Regions from separate parts of the Homo sapiens genome. Here region 2 is linked to region 1. The links are chromatin loops, found by intact Hi-C in ENCODE. Cell type or tissue: endothelial cell of umbilical vein. All regions are shown on one strand.

Region 1 (8,000 bases):
CCAGTGAGAGCTTCTAGCTGATCTCAGAGGACCAGAGTGACTGAGGGTAAAGTGTCTCACAGCCCATGCTGAATTTTCTGCATTTTAAACTGATACTGCAGTCATTGGAGAGAGAGCTCCTCATTTCTCGAATGAAAGATGAGATATATTCATCCTCATGTACCACATCTGTCTTAGTGTTTGCGTCTGGGGTGTGTTATCAAACAGAGCATGGTCTACATCCCACTGTGTCAACCAGAAGAGCCAAGTGTTATCTCAATTGGCCCAGTGTTTCTCCAGGCTGGGGACTGTTAAGGGCTCTAAGGGAATGTAGACAGAGTCTCCCTGTTATTCTGACTTCCTGCTTGATGAGCTTTCAGTTCCTGTTTTTGCTATTGTTTCCTAAATTTGACCTACATATTACATGGGTGTAGTGTGTTGAGGCTTTTCAAAGAAGGGTCTAGTGAGCTAAGTTTCATCTTCTGGTACTCATTGATCAAACTGACCTTTCTATTCTCATAAGCGTTTCTACCCAAAGTTGTGTGTGGAAGGAGTGTATAGCAGAGAGGAAATCCCTTTCAACAGAGTCAGCTGCTAACTGATTTCCTATAAGCACACTGGATTAAGGGCAGCCACAGTGGTTTCTACTGTATGTATGAACCGAATGGAGGAATGTTTTCAAAGATTGATTTGGTGTGGATTGCAATTGTAATGGAAGGCATAACTTGGGATCCCGGGCTGTAACTTGCTCTTTTGTTTCCCACCCCCCTGACATGTATGTGTGCTTTAATAAAGCTTTCTCACTTGTCAAACGTTTGTGTTTGTTAGTTCTATAAATGCTTTTGTCTCTGATGTCCTCACTGTTGCTTTTCCCCTGGCTTGAAGGATAAGAACCAAAGTGATAAATGCTCTTCCCTAACCATCCTATGCTGATTGAAGAAAATTCACCTTTCCCCGCATTGCTGCCTGATACCTTAAATGCCTGATACTTTCGCTGAGCTTGATCCCTCGTCCTTTGTATTTGGTATCTAAGGAGAACACTGAGAAATCATCTTTAAAGTGGCACCACTTTTCTATCTTGTAACAAAGGAACTCTTCCTTTAGCTTTGCAGACCCTCCTATACTGGAGGAAGGAGAGAGATGTTCATACAGGAGGTGAGGGGAGACATTCCCTGCTATAAGCACTTCTTTCTGGATCCTTCAATTTCTCTGGGAGGCGGGGACTTTTTCTTTTACTCCTCCTACCATTATGTAGTTTTGAGAGAGAAATAACACAGGTGCCAAGTAACCCAGCTCAGAAATAAGGCTCTTGATTTCTAGGTAGAACCCAAGCAATTCTTGACCTCTTGTGCAAAAGGGCATTAATATATATCAAATGCTTTTTATGTGCAAGGCTTCATATACTATTTCTTTAATTTCTCCAACCACTTTATGAAGTAGGAAATCTTCCCTTTTTACAGATGAGGAAACTCAAGCCTACTGTCACGTGACAGAGTTGGGCTTTGAATCAAAGTCTGACTCTACTGCACCATGTGGCCTCCTGTGAGAATGGTATGTGTGTTATGGGTGAAGGGTCAAAGGAAGACGTGACTCATCTCTTCTAAAATATCTTAAATAAGTTCAATTTACAAAAAGTAGGACAATCAGAATGCTTTGGATATTACCTAGCCAACTTAGTGACTGTACTGCTTGTGAGTGAGTGTGTGTGTATGTGAGAGAGAGAGAGACAGAGAAATAGGGGAGAGGAATAGGCAGGATAAGAGAGAATGGGGCAGTGGGGAGAAGTGGGGGAGAGGTGGGCAGAGAGAGAGGTACAATATATACAGGGGTCGGGCTAGCCCCTTTGGGTCTGGCTGTGGGTCATATTCTGCTGCTGTCTCTCCCCTACTTTAGGAGTTGGGATTTCTCAAATCCTCATCTTCAAAGGACTACAAAGGAGGTTACTGTAAAACTTTACCTAAAGAAAGCAAGACTGACTTGACTATTCAAAATGAAATGAAACAAAAGCTCCTCAGTTGCATATAAATGTTCCTTGAGTCAGGTCCAGGTGGAGCTCTGTTCAGGAGGTAGTAGGCCTCCGCTGTTTGGGCCTTTGACCTGCTAGTATGTCCTGGCTTGCCCCATTTGAAGTGTTAGTGATAAAGACAACGAAGGGCATTCATCTCGCCCAAGGTGCAGTCTTTGCCTTTGGAACCACAGAGCTAGTCTGACCAGAAATTTCCCACATGAACTCATTGTATCTGCCTCTGCCCATAACTTGCCTGCTGCCTCTCACAGTTCCCATATTTCCCTGGAGGGAAGAGGGAGAAGGGACCTTTTTGCTCCAACTTTGAACATTTCCTCCATGTTCCATTCTACCCAGCAACTCCCTAATTTTTTATATTGCATTTTAAAAATGAGATTTCCACTAAAATCCCAGTGGAAGGAGATTCTCTCTGACTCACTGCTCCCCCAATTTGTTCTGGGCTCATGATTTATGTCCCATCACTCCGCTTTCAAGACTGAATTTTCTCAGGTTGAGACCCTTTCATTTCCATTTCCCTCTTTCCTCCTGAGCCCACTCTGAGCCTTGTGTCTGGGTAGGATTATAGAACATGGAAAGTTTCTCCTTGCTTACAGCTTTCAGTTGTCTTTAAATGGAAAGTAGGAAAAGAAGTAGCGTCAGGATGGCATAATGTCTAAGAAGAACATTGCCTCTAGAGCCAGGCTGCTGGTGTTGAAATCCTGACTCTGCCACTTACTAGCTGTCTGATCTTAGGCAAATTACCTAATCTCACTCAGCTTCAATTTCCTCATCTGTAAAATGGGGTTAATAACAGTACCTACCTCATAGGGTTCTTGTGAAGGCTTCGGAGTCAATCAGTAGAGTGTTTAGAACAGCACCTGGCACATAGTGCTTGAGCATTATGAGCTCTGCCTCCCCACCCAGCCTGCTTCCTTCTCCCCTCAAGTCATCCACTGATGACCCCCTGAGTAAAGCTGAAGGAGAGAGGCTGCTGAGTCTTAGCTATGACTCTGGGTTCCATGACTGTATGAAAGAAGGCTCTCAGCAGCAAGGGAGAGAACACTTGTCTTTCAGACACTGGCACACCATTGAGAGGGACTGCAGTCAGAGCAGGGATCTGTGTGTGGCTCCACCTCGAATTTTAGGCCTGGTAAGGCTTGATTTTGTGCTGCTATAGCTCCCACCTGCTCTGTGCTCATCTCTCAAAAGGGGACAAGTATCTGAAGAAGTTAATACATGAGGCTGAGTCTGTTTTTCTTTTCTTTCCCTACGACCTGCAGTGGTGGTTTTGAAGTTTCCTAAGTAACAAGCTGGGGACTCCTCTGAGGAAGGGAGAGAATCGTTTGCCTTCTGCTACAGAAACGGGAGGCCTCAGGAAGAAGGGGTTCTTGCCCGTGAGCCAGCTGGAGGGCCCCAGAGAACATTCTGCTCTGATTGGATACATCTTACCAAGCTCTCTCCCACTGCAGGGTTTTTCTAACAGTGAAGCAATGGTTCAGATAACATTTGCTGCCCAGTGCCCTAGAAGGGGAAATGACAAACAAGTTCAAGAATGTTTTGGGCTGGGCGTGGTGGCTCACGCCTGTAATCCCAGCACTTTGGGAGGCCGAGGCGGGTGGATCGCGAGGTCAGGAGATAGAGACCATCCTGGCTAACATGGTCAAAACCCGTCTCTACTAAAAATACAAAACGTTAGCCGGGTGTGGTGGTGGGCGCCTGTAGTCCCAGCTTCTCGGGAGGCTGAGGCAGGAGAATGGCATGAACCCAGGAGACGGAGCTTGCGGTGAGCCAAGATCGCGCCACTGCACTCCAGCCTGGGCGCAAGGCAAGACTCCGTCTCAAAAAAAAAAAAAAAAGGATGTTTTGTACCCTGCTACCCACCCCTCATCCTGTAAGGAAAATCCAGCTACACTTGCTTAAAGTGTAAGCTGGTTTCTGTTGTGCTCGTGCTGCCCTCTGCTGTCACCTCAGGGTAGAGGAACCAGTTAAAACAGCCAGTTCATCACTGAATTTAGGATTTACTTTTCTGAAAGACTTTGGAGAGCTGGGCAGGGGCCCGGGTTAGGAAAGGAAGAACTTCTACCCCCAACCCACTGCCCAAGGCCTGTCCTCAGTCCCTACCTAGCTTCTAGGGAAACTATTACACAGTCCTAAAAGGATGCCTGGAAACACCGCAGGATTTGTCAAACTCACCCACCTCAGAGTCCTGTCCCTAGAACTGTGGGAAAACATTTCCTCCTTTTATTAGGTCCCAGTTTCAGCTAACTAGAGGAGCTTTTCCCTTGACTTTAACCATGCCCTGGCTCAAGTTCACTCGCATATGTCCCTTTGCTCCCGACGCTGGGTCAACTCCTGATTGCTCAGTAGGTAGTCATCAATGAATGTGAAGATTTCCTCGGGGGTGACAGGTTCCATGTAGCGGTCTCGGTCAATACCCTGCTTGTCAATCAACACCATGTTGAAGTAGGAGCGAGTGAGGCGCTGAAATTGCCTAGAGAGAACAGCCCAGGGAGGTATGAGACCTTGTCTGGGCACCCATCCCCACAGGCTCTACTACCCTCTGACTTTTTGCAGCTCCACTCATGGACTAATTCCTTCCCCACCTCATCCCTGGTCCCCATTCCCTCTACTTCCTGTCTCAAGTCGCTTTGTTTTTCTGTGTTCAGATTCTACTCTTGCTGCCTCTATGCATCTAGTTCTGCTAAGCTGTCCCTTCCTCACCTCAGCTGCAACAACTTTGTTATTAACAGGCGGTGCTTTCATTGTAGGCCCCTTTAAGCAGGGCTATCACATATTGCTGTGCAGGCTGCACAGGGTGACTCCAGGGGCCACCCGCTGCAGAGACTGTGCTGTGTATGCACATCATACATGGCAGCCCTTAGGTTGATAAATACCTTCTGGTTAACTCTTCCATCTGTAGCTGCAAGTCTGCAGTCTCCCTCTGAGGGTTTTCTAGTCTCTTCTCTAACTAGGACTGAATCTTTCTGTCCCCACTGAGACTGTGCCCTAGAGGCAGGTATAGTTTCTCTATCATTTAGAGGCACTGCTCTAAAACAGAGCAGTGATGGCTTTATTGGCCCTGAATATATGTGAAGGCATTAGAAGGGTGATACTGGATAGATAATGAGAAAGACCCACTTCTTCCATCACCTGTCACCTCTAATGTTCTCTTCCCCAGGATTTGATAGATCTTACTCAGATTTCAGTGCTTAAAGATGCCTTTTGCGGCCAGGCATGGTGGCTCATGCCTGTAATCCCAGCAGGTTGGGAGGCGGAGGTGGGCAGATCACCTGAGGTCAGGAGTTTGAGACCAGCCTGGCCAATATGGCGAAACCTGTCTCTACTAAAAATACAAAAATTAGCTGGGTGTGGTGGTGCACACCTGTAATCCCAGCTACTCGGGAGGCTGAGGCAGGAGAATCACTTGAATCTGGGAGGTGGAGGTTTCAGTGAGCTGAAATCGTGCCATTGCACTCCAGCCTGGGCGACAAGAGCAAAACTGTGTCTCAAAAAAAAAAAAAAAAAAAAGATGGCTTTTGCTCCTTTGGAGACTGAAGGCAAAGAGATGAGGCCAGAAAACAAGAGCAGGGGCTTATCTGAGTCAAGTTTGGGTTTACTGTCTCAGCCCTGGCTGTGCTTCAGAGTCCCCTCAGGTGCCTTTGTAAAAGCACATTCCTAAGGTGGTTTAGGATGGGGCCTGGTCATCTGTATTTTAAGCCCTCATTTGATTCTGATGTTCTACCAAAGTAAAGAAACTACTCTCTGGTCTTACCTAATGCATCCATAAGAGTTCAAACGCAAGAAGTGCCGCAAGAGAGTAGTGTCTGATGGTTTCCCCATAGTCCGCTTTTGCCAGTGTCCTGCCTAGGGTTTCTCCCCCCGCCCCAGCCCCCCCTCCCCCCAAGTTTGGCAGCCTCCCAGCCTGGACCTGAGCTCCTCGATGATGTTGGCTGACAGCTGTTGCTCCCGGATGCGCCCCACCTCCTGAGGTGGCTGTCCCACCAGTTCAATGATGGTCACATGCCGCAAATCCAGTCCACAGGTGGATTGCTGGGAGGGAGACAGAACATTTTATGCAACAGAGCTGTGCGTTCAAACCTAAGGCTACTTGGCTGATTCCTCCTGGGACCATATGAAGCAGTGTGGGAAAGGAGCTCCTTCTCCCCCAATGATCACGCAATCACACTGTGGGGTCTACAACAACCTGTTCCCTCTGTCATTCCTGAAGTACTTGCCCCAACAGTGTTTCCTTCATTCTACTGAAACCAGTTACACAAAGTGGGGTAGAGAAGAGAAATGCAATGAGTAAATTGCAGGAACATAATCATTTAGCTTTGCATAGGTTTTAAATTACATAAGTTCTTGATGGATAGCCAATGTGATATGATAATGGCTGTTGTTTATTGAATACACAAACCTAATGCTTTGTAGACATAATCTAATCTTCACAACACCCCTCACAAGCCAGGTGGTGACAATAACATGCTGAGCCAAGATTCAAACTGAGGACTGATGCCCCCTGCCCAAGCGTGTGCTCTTTACCAATAGGCTACCTGGCCAGGGCCTTCGCTCGGTCTCCAGGATTTCTCCAAAATTGTGCCCAGTGCTCTTTTCATTACCCCTTGTTACCTTCCTTGCACTGGGCAGTGCAGCTTGCAGTCCTACCCCAGATCTCTGTCCTGCCTTGTCTTGCAGGATCACCTGCTAGCCATTTACCAGGGTGAGGTTTAAAGAGGCCTTGAATACTCCCCGGCACCCCACCTCTGTTTCATCTTTGGGCTTCCCCTCTAGTCCTTACCCTCAGAGTCACTATGCTTGCTGACAGGTTCCTTTTCTTGTTCTTACTCCCTTGCTTCCAAAGGAACTGTTGCCTTTGTCAGTCTTTTTGGATCTCTAGATGAATAAGGCCCTCTTTTTGGTCTAGACCCTCCAGGGTCCTTTTTTTTTTTTTTTTCTTTTTTTTTTTTTTTGTAAAACTGCTTCCATCCTGGGCCTCTGAATATTCACTAGGCAACTTCTAAGATTCAATCTTTAGAAGCCTCCTAAGTAGCTTTTTCTCCCACGTGGGTATCCAGCCCCTTGTAGCTCCCCAGAGCTGCTTCTCTTAGTCTTGTCAGCACATCCTGAATTATCTTCAGTAACCTAGCCTGTTCTTTTATAAGTCCCCATAATCATATTTATTCTGTCCTATCGACCTCTCCCTACCAGTGGCTTTGGCTAGGTATCTCTTATGTTAAAAACTGCCATGCAACTCTCTCATTTTACTTTGAGATATCATAACGCTTTTCCTTCTTTTTTGCTACTGGTAGTGGCTAAGAGGACAGATTCTGCAGCCAGACTCCCTGTGTTCAATCCCAGCTCCACCACTTACTAGCTAGTGACCTTGGGCAAGTGACTTAATCTCTATGCATCAGTTTCCTCACCTATTCAATGGGGATAACGATAGTATCCACCTCCAAAGGGTTGTTGTGAGAATTGGATGAATATGTGTAAAACCCATAGATCAGTACTGGATAGCTACATAGCACTTACTGCATAAGTGTTTGTTAGCGCTGTTATTCCTTGAAAACATAAATGTACTTAATTCCCAACATTTACATTTGATCATAGCTGTCTTGCAAGTCTCTTCAGAGTGCTTTGCCACACTCCCTTCCCATCTTTCACCCAGCTCCCTGCAAGTCACAGCCACCACTCCAGTGACTTTATTGCCTTTTCAGTAAAAACAGTTTTTTAAATGTGCTAAATATGTCTATGGTAAAACTGATCAAATGCTATCCACAAAAAGTTTCAGGAAGTAGGTAAGGTTTGTGCTGCAGAGAACAACTCTGATTTGGAAAAGGTAAGGGATAATTTACAGGAGCTAAGCCCTCTTTAGGGGAGTGGGCCTTACCTGTAGCATAGAGATCTGCATTTTATAATATCGGTTGGAAGGATCAGGAGCTGAGATGATGAGGAGTCGCTGTTTCTCATAGAATTGATCCAAGAGACCAGCAGCTGAGTTGACGTTGACGTTAAT
Region 2 (8,000 bases), 160 kb after region 1:
CCTACCCTAAATACTACCTCTTTTGGGAAGTCTTTCTCATTTCCCTGGCTGAAATTAATCTCCTCATCTTCTGTGAATCCAAATGATTGTGTTTGTAACATCTGTTGTAACAGCTATCATATTCTTTTGTACTATAATGCTTTTCTTATATCCTCTATGAGATATGGTTTCTGTCTCCAAGTAGCTTACCATCTTGTCAATGAATTAATTTTTAATTAATTTTTGCTTTATTTTTGTGCCACTCATAGTTCTCTGCAGGAAGTAGATGCTCACTAAATGCATATTGATCATAATTGGACAAAATAAATGGAAATAACAATACCCTATATGTCTACAGAACTTTAAAAACTTGTTATAGCTCCACTGTAACAAGGATTTTATTTGATGCTTCTAACATTCTTGTAAACAAATTTTCACTGGATAGATGAAAAATCTGAGACACAGAGAATATGGGTGACTTTCTCTAAGTAATACATCTTGTTGGGGGTGTAAACTGGTACAGATTATATGTAAATTAATTTTGACATGTATGTATACATACAAACACACACGTTTCTTTCCTTCTTTCCTCTTGTTCTTTCTCTCATTTTCTCTCTCTCATCTATATATCTAAAGAATCTTAAAAACACTCTTACTCTTGACTGAATGGGTGCATTGATTGGAATCTATCTTAAGAAAGTAACTTGAAATACAGCAGGTTTGTGGAAGGATGCTCATCACAGTGTTACTTACCAGAGTGAAAGTCTGTAAGTAGCTTAAAATGCCCCCGAAGAGGAAAGTAGTTAAATACATATGGTACGTACATGCAATAAAATATTTTATTTTTGATGATTTAATCCATTTATTTTCAGTCTTTTTCTCTTCATTAATATAGCTTAAAGATAACAAGATGTGATGCTGGCATAGTATAGAGATATAGATCAATGAAATAAAATTGAAAGTGCTGAAATATGCTTTAATATTTATGATCAATTGATTTTTTACAAAGGGACCATGACAATTCACTGAACACAGAATAGCATTTTCAACAGATAGTGCTGAGACAATGGATACCCATATACAAAAGAGTAAATTTGAAACCCCATAGTACACCATACACAAAAATTAACTCAAAAGGGATCATAGACCTACATGTAAGATGTAAAAGTATAGAACTCTTACAAGGAGACATAGGAGTAAATTTTTTGTGACCTTGGGTTAAGCAGCATTTTCTTAGATATGATACGAATAACAGCAGCCATTAAAAAAAAAAAGATAACTGAATTTCATTAAAGTTACAATTTTTGTCTTTTAAATGATATTGAAAAGGTGAAAAGATAGCTCCCAGACTGGGAGAAAATATTTGTAAAGTCATATATAAGACTTGGAACTGGTATCCAGAACATGTAAAGAACTCAGTAATAAAAAGACAACTCAATTTTTAAAAACAAAAACAGGCAAAGGTTTGAATAGACGTTTTTCTCCAAAGAAGATATACAAATGGCCAATAGCATGTGAAAAGATGCTCAATATCATTAGTCATTAAGAAAATGAAAATCAAAATCATAAAGTGATACCACTTCATACATACTAGAATGGCAATAATAAATGATAGATAACAACAAGTGCTGGTGAGAATGTGGAGAAATTGTGACCCTCATACATTGCTGGTATGTATGTAAAATGGTGCAGTCTCTGTGGAAAACAGTTTGACAGTTTCTCCAAAAGTTAAACCTAGTATAAACATATGACCTAGCAATTCCACTCCTAGTTATCAAAAAAGTAAAACATGTTCACACAAAAACTCGCAGCATTATCCATAATGGCTGATAAATGAAAAGAAGCCAAAATGTCCATCAACTGATGAATGGGTAAATAAAATGTGTTATATCCACACAATGGAATATCATTCATTCATAAAAAATTAAATTACGGATACATACTACATGGATGAAACTTGAAAATACTGTTAAATGAAAGAAATCACAAGACTGCATATGGTATGATCTCATGTATATGAAATTTCTACAATGGCAAATCCATACAGATGAAAAGTAGTCTAGTGGTAGTCTAGGGCTGAAGATGGGGATGGGAGGATGGGAGAGGACTTTCTTTGCGATGATGAAAATGTTTTAAAATTAGATCATGGTGATGGTTGCACAGCTCCGTAAATATACTAATAACCATGGAATTGTTCACTTTAAATGGATGAACTTTATGGTGTGTAAATTATATTATTAAAGCCATTAAAATAGCATCATACAATGCATGTTTTCTATAAATGGTTTTATTCAATCATCAATTTATTGTTAATATATTTCATGCTAATAAATATTTCTACAATATTTAAAAATCTTTGTTTTCTACTCATTACAGAAGCAATGCATGTTTATTGGAAAAACCTCAAGGAATATAGAAATATGTAACAGAAAAATCATAGTTTTCTTTCTTTTTTTTTTTTTTTTTTTGAGACAGAGTCTTGTTCTGTCGCCTAGGCTGGAGTGCAGTGTCACGATCTTGGCTCACTGCAAGCTCTGCCTCCCGGGTTCACGCCATTCTCCTGCCTCAGCCTCCCGAGTAGCTGGGACTACAGGAGCCCACCACCACGCCTGGCTAATTTTTTGTATTTTTTAGTAGAGACGGGGTTTCACCGTGTTAGCCAGGATGGTCTCGATCTCCTGACCTCGTGATCTGCCCACCTTGGCCTGTCAAAGTGCTGGGATTACAGGCGTGAGCCACCCATCCGAGCCCATAGTTTTCTTGTAATTTTATTATTCAACAATATGCTTAGTGGCTGCTTAGTATTATGTTGTATGGTTGTGCGATAATCTACTTAGTTAATTTCATATTATTTTTATTTAGCAATAGATTGGAAACAATCTGTAATAAATCACAGTTATGAACATCTTTGTGCATGTATTGTGGTGCAATGGCCCAATTATATTGTTAGAATGAATTCCTACAAACATATTTGCTAAAGTGTATGTATATTTTTAAGGTTTTCAAAATTATGCACTGCAAATTTTATCCAAAAAAAAATACTAATTTGTATTCTAATCAGTAGTATTTGTCTGTTTCCTCTCATTTTTTCCAACCATGGTTATTATTTCTTTTTTAAAAACATTTTTTGTCAGTTTGATAGATAAAAATGGTGTCATTTTAGCTTGAAATTATCTTTTATTACTAGTTAAATACTTTTTTCATAAACTTTTGGCCATTTGTATTCATTTATGAATTGCTCTTTAAGCCTTTTGCTCATTTTTAAAATGGAAGTTTCATCTTTTCTTCAAGATTACATTGAACAAAATAATAGAATAATATTCAGCCAATAAAAATGTTTTATGGAAAGTTTTTAATGCTTATTTTCAATGTTAAGTGAAAAAACAGGATAGAAAATTGTATTTATCATACCAGCTCAACTGTATAAAATAGATTATGCTTTGGGAAAGACTAAAAAAATGTTTTTCGAGTAATCATCTTTAGATAGTAGGTTTAGATGGTTTTTATGTTCTTTAAACTTTGTATTTCCCCTGTTTTCTACAACGGACATGTGTTATTTTTATAATTAAGCAAATTTTTTTTTCTTTCAAATCACAGAGTTGATTTTTGGCTAAACCAGGGCCAGACTCATTGCCCTGCTCCACCCTCTCTACCTTAGGCCTCTAGAAAAGTGTTGTCAGAGGTAGAAGAAGAATCAATGGTAGGAAAGGAAAGTAAAGAATTTCAAGAAGGAGGTGTCGTAGGAGGATGTACTTATTCCCGAGATGCATGTTGAGGAACTTAAGGTTCAAGTATAATAATATCTGCAACTTAGGAAACGTATGCTGAAGTATCTAGAGTGCCATGATATCTGGAAAGAGAGAGGGGAAGTTGGAAAGGGAGGGAGAGGGAGCAAGGGAGAATGAAAGAAGGATGGAGGAAGTATGGTAACAGGTTAAATAGTCAATCTAAGTGAAAGTATGTGGCTGCTCTTTGTGGTATTCTTTCAATTTTTTGTAGGTTTGAAACATTTCAAAATAAAGAAGTTGGGAAAATTGCGAGGAAAAAAAGGAGAAAGTTAATTACCTCGCAAATGTTTCAGAGAAATGAATTAGGATGAGCCCTAAGAAGAGGCAGTTGGGTTTAGCTAGTAGGAAATCACTGGGGAGGTTAATGAAATAATAATTTTAGAAGGGTTGGGTAGGGAAGATGGCAAAGGGTTGGAAAGTGAGTGCGATATGAGATAGTGGAGTCAGTCAATGGTGTCAACCAAGAATTTGAGCAATAGGGAAAAGGGAGTCAGGAAATTGGCCTAAGAGGCAACAAAATGTTGGAAAAGTTTTTAATATTGTTATTAATTTTCAACTAATTATAGATTCATATTAATATTAAATTAATATTTGACCTTTCTCCCCCTCCACACATGTCTTTCCTGATATATAAAATGATGAATTAGAAAAATCAATGAAAAGAATAGGAGAATAAAATGCACAATGCTACCATCTAGAGTATTCACTGAGAATTACACCCAGTGTTTGACAATGCAGGTGACTTGCTTTGGGCCTCTGAGTTTGTGTGTGTTCGTGTGTTTGTTTCTTTGTGTAAGCCATGTAGGGGAGTGAGAAATATTTTGGGAGAAGCCCAGTGTTTGGGGACCAATATTTTGATCCCTGAATAAAACATTTCAAATTTTGATGAAGTCCTAAAATTTGATTTTAAGCTAGGTGAGACATTTTAACAATCTTTAACCTCAACAGTGCTTTGGCAATGAACTGAAACATTTTGGAAGAAGAGACAGTTCTAGGATCACCCTAAGTACAAGCATTAAGAGGGTTATTATGTTTAGCTGGGAGAATGGGAAATTCCACCTGAAGTTTCTTTTTAGCTTCAAAAAACGTCAATCTTTTCAGCTAGCTTGAAGCCAAGTGTTAACCGGATAATGGTGAAGGTGCATATAGAAATGCACTCTGGGGGGATGGTAGGCAGAGTAATTTAGGGTAGGCAGGAGCTGGATTTTGAGGTGTATGTAGTTGAAGATGGGGTGGACAGGAAAAGTTGCAGGTGGACAGAATATTGAGTACGAAGGCAGAAAAGCACAGGGCACGTTTGGAGAACAGGGATCAGTTCTGTTGTGGCTAGAATAGGAGAAAGAAAGGGAGAGAAGGTGAGGAAGTGGATTGGCATATGGATATGCCTCTCTTCTCTTCCCCCAGCAAGAAGATTCAGTTCTTGAAAATAGGGGGCTTCATCTTTTGTCTCTCTAAGGGCCTAACCCTTGGCTGGGTACACAGTAGAAGTTTAATAAATGTTGGTTGATCAGACCATCAGCTAATACCATTGTGCACTTCTATCTCCTAAGAGTTTGGCTGTCAGACTAGGAATAGGGGTAGATGCTGGGATTTAGCTACTGGAGACATGGCTCTGGTGCTTGAAATCAGGCAAGTGCAACTCCCAGCTAACATCCAGAGCAGCACATCTCAGATCACCTGGGCACCTTGTTAACACGCAGATTCTGATTTATGTCTGGAATGGGGGCTGTGATTCTGCATTTCTAATGACCTCCCAGGTGATGCTTATATTACTAGTCTGGGGATCACACATTAGCAAGAATTTAAAGGGCCTCCAACCCCTACTCCTTGAGCTTTGAAGACTCCAGACTCCTAAATGATTGGGCACAAGTAATGATTCTTCACTTAGTACAGCTGATGAAAAAGCTCAAATCAAATATATTACCTTGTGAAGATTTCCTGCCTCCAGAATTGTTGAGATACACTACGCTGTTGGCATCCTATTTGTGCCAACTTTTTATTACCTTTCCCAGGTAAGTACGGGTCTATCATACCTACACAGTGTAATCTAGTATTTTGTTTTTATTCTCCAAATATGGACTTATCTGGACATTCCTTCTGTCTAAATTCCATGCCCATTTTCCCTTAAATAATTACAAGGCTGTGTTTTTCAGGCCAATAGCTCACACAAGGGGTTGTCAAACTGTAGTCTCTGCTATTCTGAAAATGATTCTTGTTATATAAAGAAATATGGCTGTAACAACATAAGTTGTGCTTTTTGGTGTTTGTTAACTTTTATTTATTTCATTATTTTTCTCATCCTTTGTTCAGGCTAAGCCGTGTAATTTTAATATTGATTATTGCCGTTGTGAGGGTCAGAATTGGTAGGAATGGTCTTCATTATGAAAATGAAAGTGATGGTAAAGAGTTGCATAAATTAATTGGTTTCTGGTTAATTATACAACTACACATTTCAGCTAGGTGAAGGCAAGAAAGGTCAGGGTGCTGACTGAATACACTATTATAGTCTTACCAAGAAGGATACTCGTCTTTAAGATGAGATTAGACTTTTTTCCCTCAAGACATATTATGAGAAACATAGGTCTAACAATGAGATGGTCACATAGTCTGGAGTTGGAGGCAAAAAGAGGCTGCCTCTTCAACCCTCCACCAGAACCCTGGCCTTTTCTCTTCTTTCAGTGTTTGGATCATTCATCTGTTCAGATTCTCAGTATAACTTTGCACGGCCCCTTATCTGCCTAACTTTAGACACTGGGAATAGCAAGGATCTGGCCAGCAACCTCTGACAACTGGGGATACATTCTCATGTGTGGCTGAGGGAAGATAGTTCCTGCTGATACATACATACATGTATATGTACATGTATATGTATATATTCAAATAATTAACATAAGAAAAAATGAGAAAATTTTCCTTTTGCATTTAAATCCATTTTTCTTTCAAGGGCTAAAGCAATTGTCACACTTTCTTCTCTCCCCAAGGGGTGTGGGATGCCCTAATCACTAGCATGACAACATAAAACCACACGAGTTTTCTGTTAGGAGGGATTGAGCTCTTTACAAGAACCTTTGTGCTCAATGGCCTAGAGAGCTTTCCCTATAAGCTCAAGTCTAGAAGACATCAAATAAAACAAAGGCCTTATGATTCCTGGCTATTTTTCAAATGTAGTTCTTTTTGATCTTAGTGAGGATTCTAAGCAAATGTTAGTCCTCCTTCCTTCCTTTTTTCTTTCTTTGCTTCCAGATATACATGTTTAAAAATTACAAAAGAGCTATTACGTTGTGAAGAAATTTCAGTGTTACAGAAGTGAGGATCCACCATGCCATTAATCTTACTCCCCAGAGGTAACTATTATTGATAGATTGGAATAACTTCAGAATTTTCATATGCATATCAAAAATGTATATATTCAGACATATATAAATTAGTTTTGGCTTATAAACATTGAATAATATTTTATAGGCTCTTCTGTACTTTTCATTGGTCAATATCATGGATGCTTTTCCATGTAAATACATATAGGTTTCTCTCATTCTATGACCCCATAGTATTCCATTGTCTTAATCTATGTAACCATTCTCTCATTAACAGAAATTTCACTTATTCCAGTTTTTATACACATTATGCTACAACAGATATGTTTGTACAACAGAAGCTTTTGTGTAGCATAAATTTTCTAGAAATGAAAATCTTGAGTCAACATGTCTGCACATTTCAATGTTAGAATTTATCAAATTTTCTTTTAAAAAGGCTGTACCAACTTAAACTCCAAAGAACAAATCAATGTATAAGAAAGTCTGTTTCCTAGAACCCTTACCTATACTGGGTATTTCAGTGCTTTAATTTTTGCCAGTTTGAATAATGGTATTTTGGCATTCTTTTAATATATATTTCATTCATAATTGTTGAGTCTGAGCATCTTTGCTGTATGTTTGATGGCCATTTACATTCTTTCTTTTGAAGAATCTACTTCCATGAGGAATCAAAGTGAGCAAACAAGCCAGCTTTTGAGATAGAGCTCTGGTAATGAGAATTTGTCACCTCTGTTGCCTCAGAAAAATCAAAAGGCAAGTGTTTCTATTTATTAGAAATGCAAATGTGTTTCTTTAAATGGTAAAAACTAAAAGTAGAATGCACTATGCAGATACATAGACTGGCCTCATAGTATATTTTTGAGATACTAAGGCAATCAAACAGAGGAAAACATGAGGAATAAGATTGCTGGTGAAGCTA

Evidence for each region. Peaks named below come from ENCODE experiments on the same cell type or tissue, not always from the same donor. Only the 100,000 strongest peaks of a DNase experiment are listed, where the experiment ranks them.
Region 2: it touches region 1 in a loop (7-fold over the local background); 15 of 110 quality-filtered maps call a loop at or near these places.

What each region holds. Positions count from the first base shown.
Region 1 is chrX:100,667,282-100,675,281 of GRCh38, reverse strand. SRPX2 (sushi repeat containing protein X-linked 2) reads right to left here. Exons shown (of 11, transcript NM_014467.3): 9 at 7,875-8,000; 10 at 5,913-6,034; 11 at 1-4,475. The coding sequence ends at 4,295. SYTL4 (synaptotagmin like 4) reads left to right here. Exons shown (of 20, transcript NM_001370165.1): 20 at 1-791. Among named protein-coding and RNA genes, the nearest start is that of SRPX2, 27 kb to the right of the region's middle. In endothelial cell of umbilical vein, a CTCF peak has its summit at 3,982 (motif pointing left); DNase peaks (open chromatin) are centred at 1,551 and 3,921; H3K27ac peaks cover 2,839 bases.
Region 2 is chrX:100,509,133-100,517,132 of GRCh38, reverse strand. No RefSeq gene overlaps it. Among named protein-coding and RNA genes, the nearest start is that of TNMD, 72 kb to the left of the region's middle. In endothelial cell of umbilical vein, a CTCF peak has its summit at 4,474; no DNase peak of the experiment used is centred here.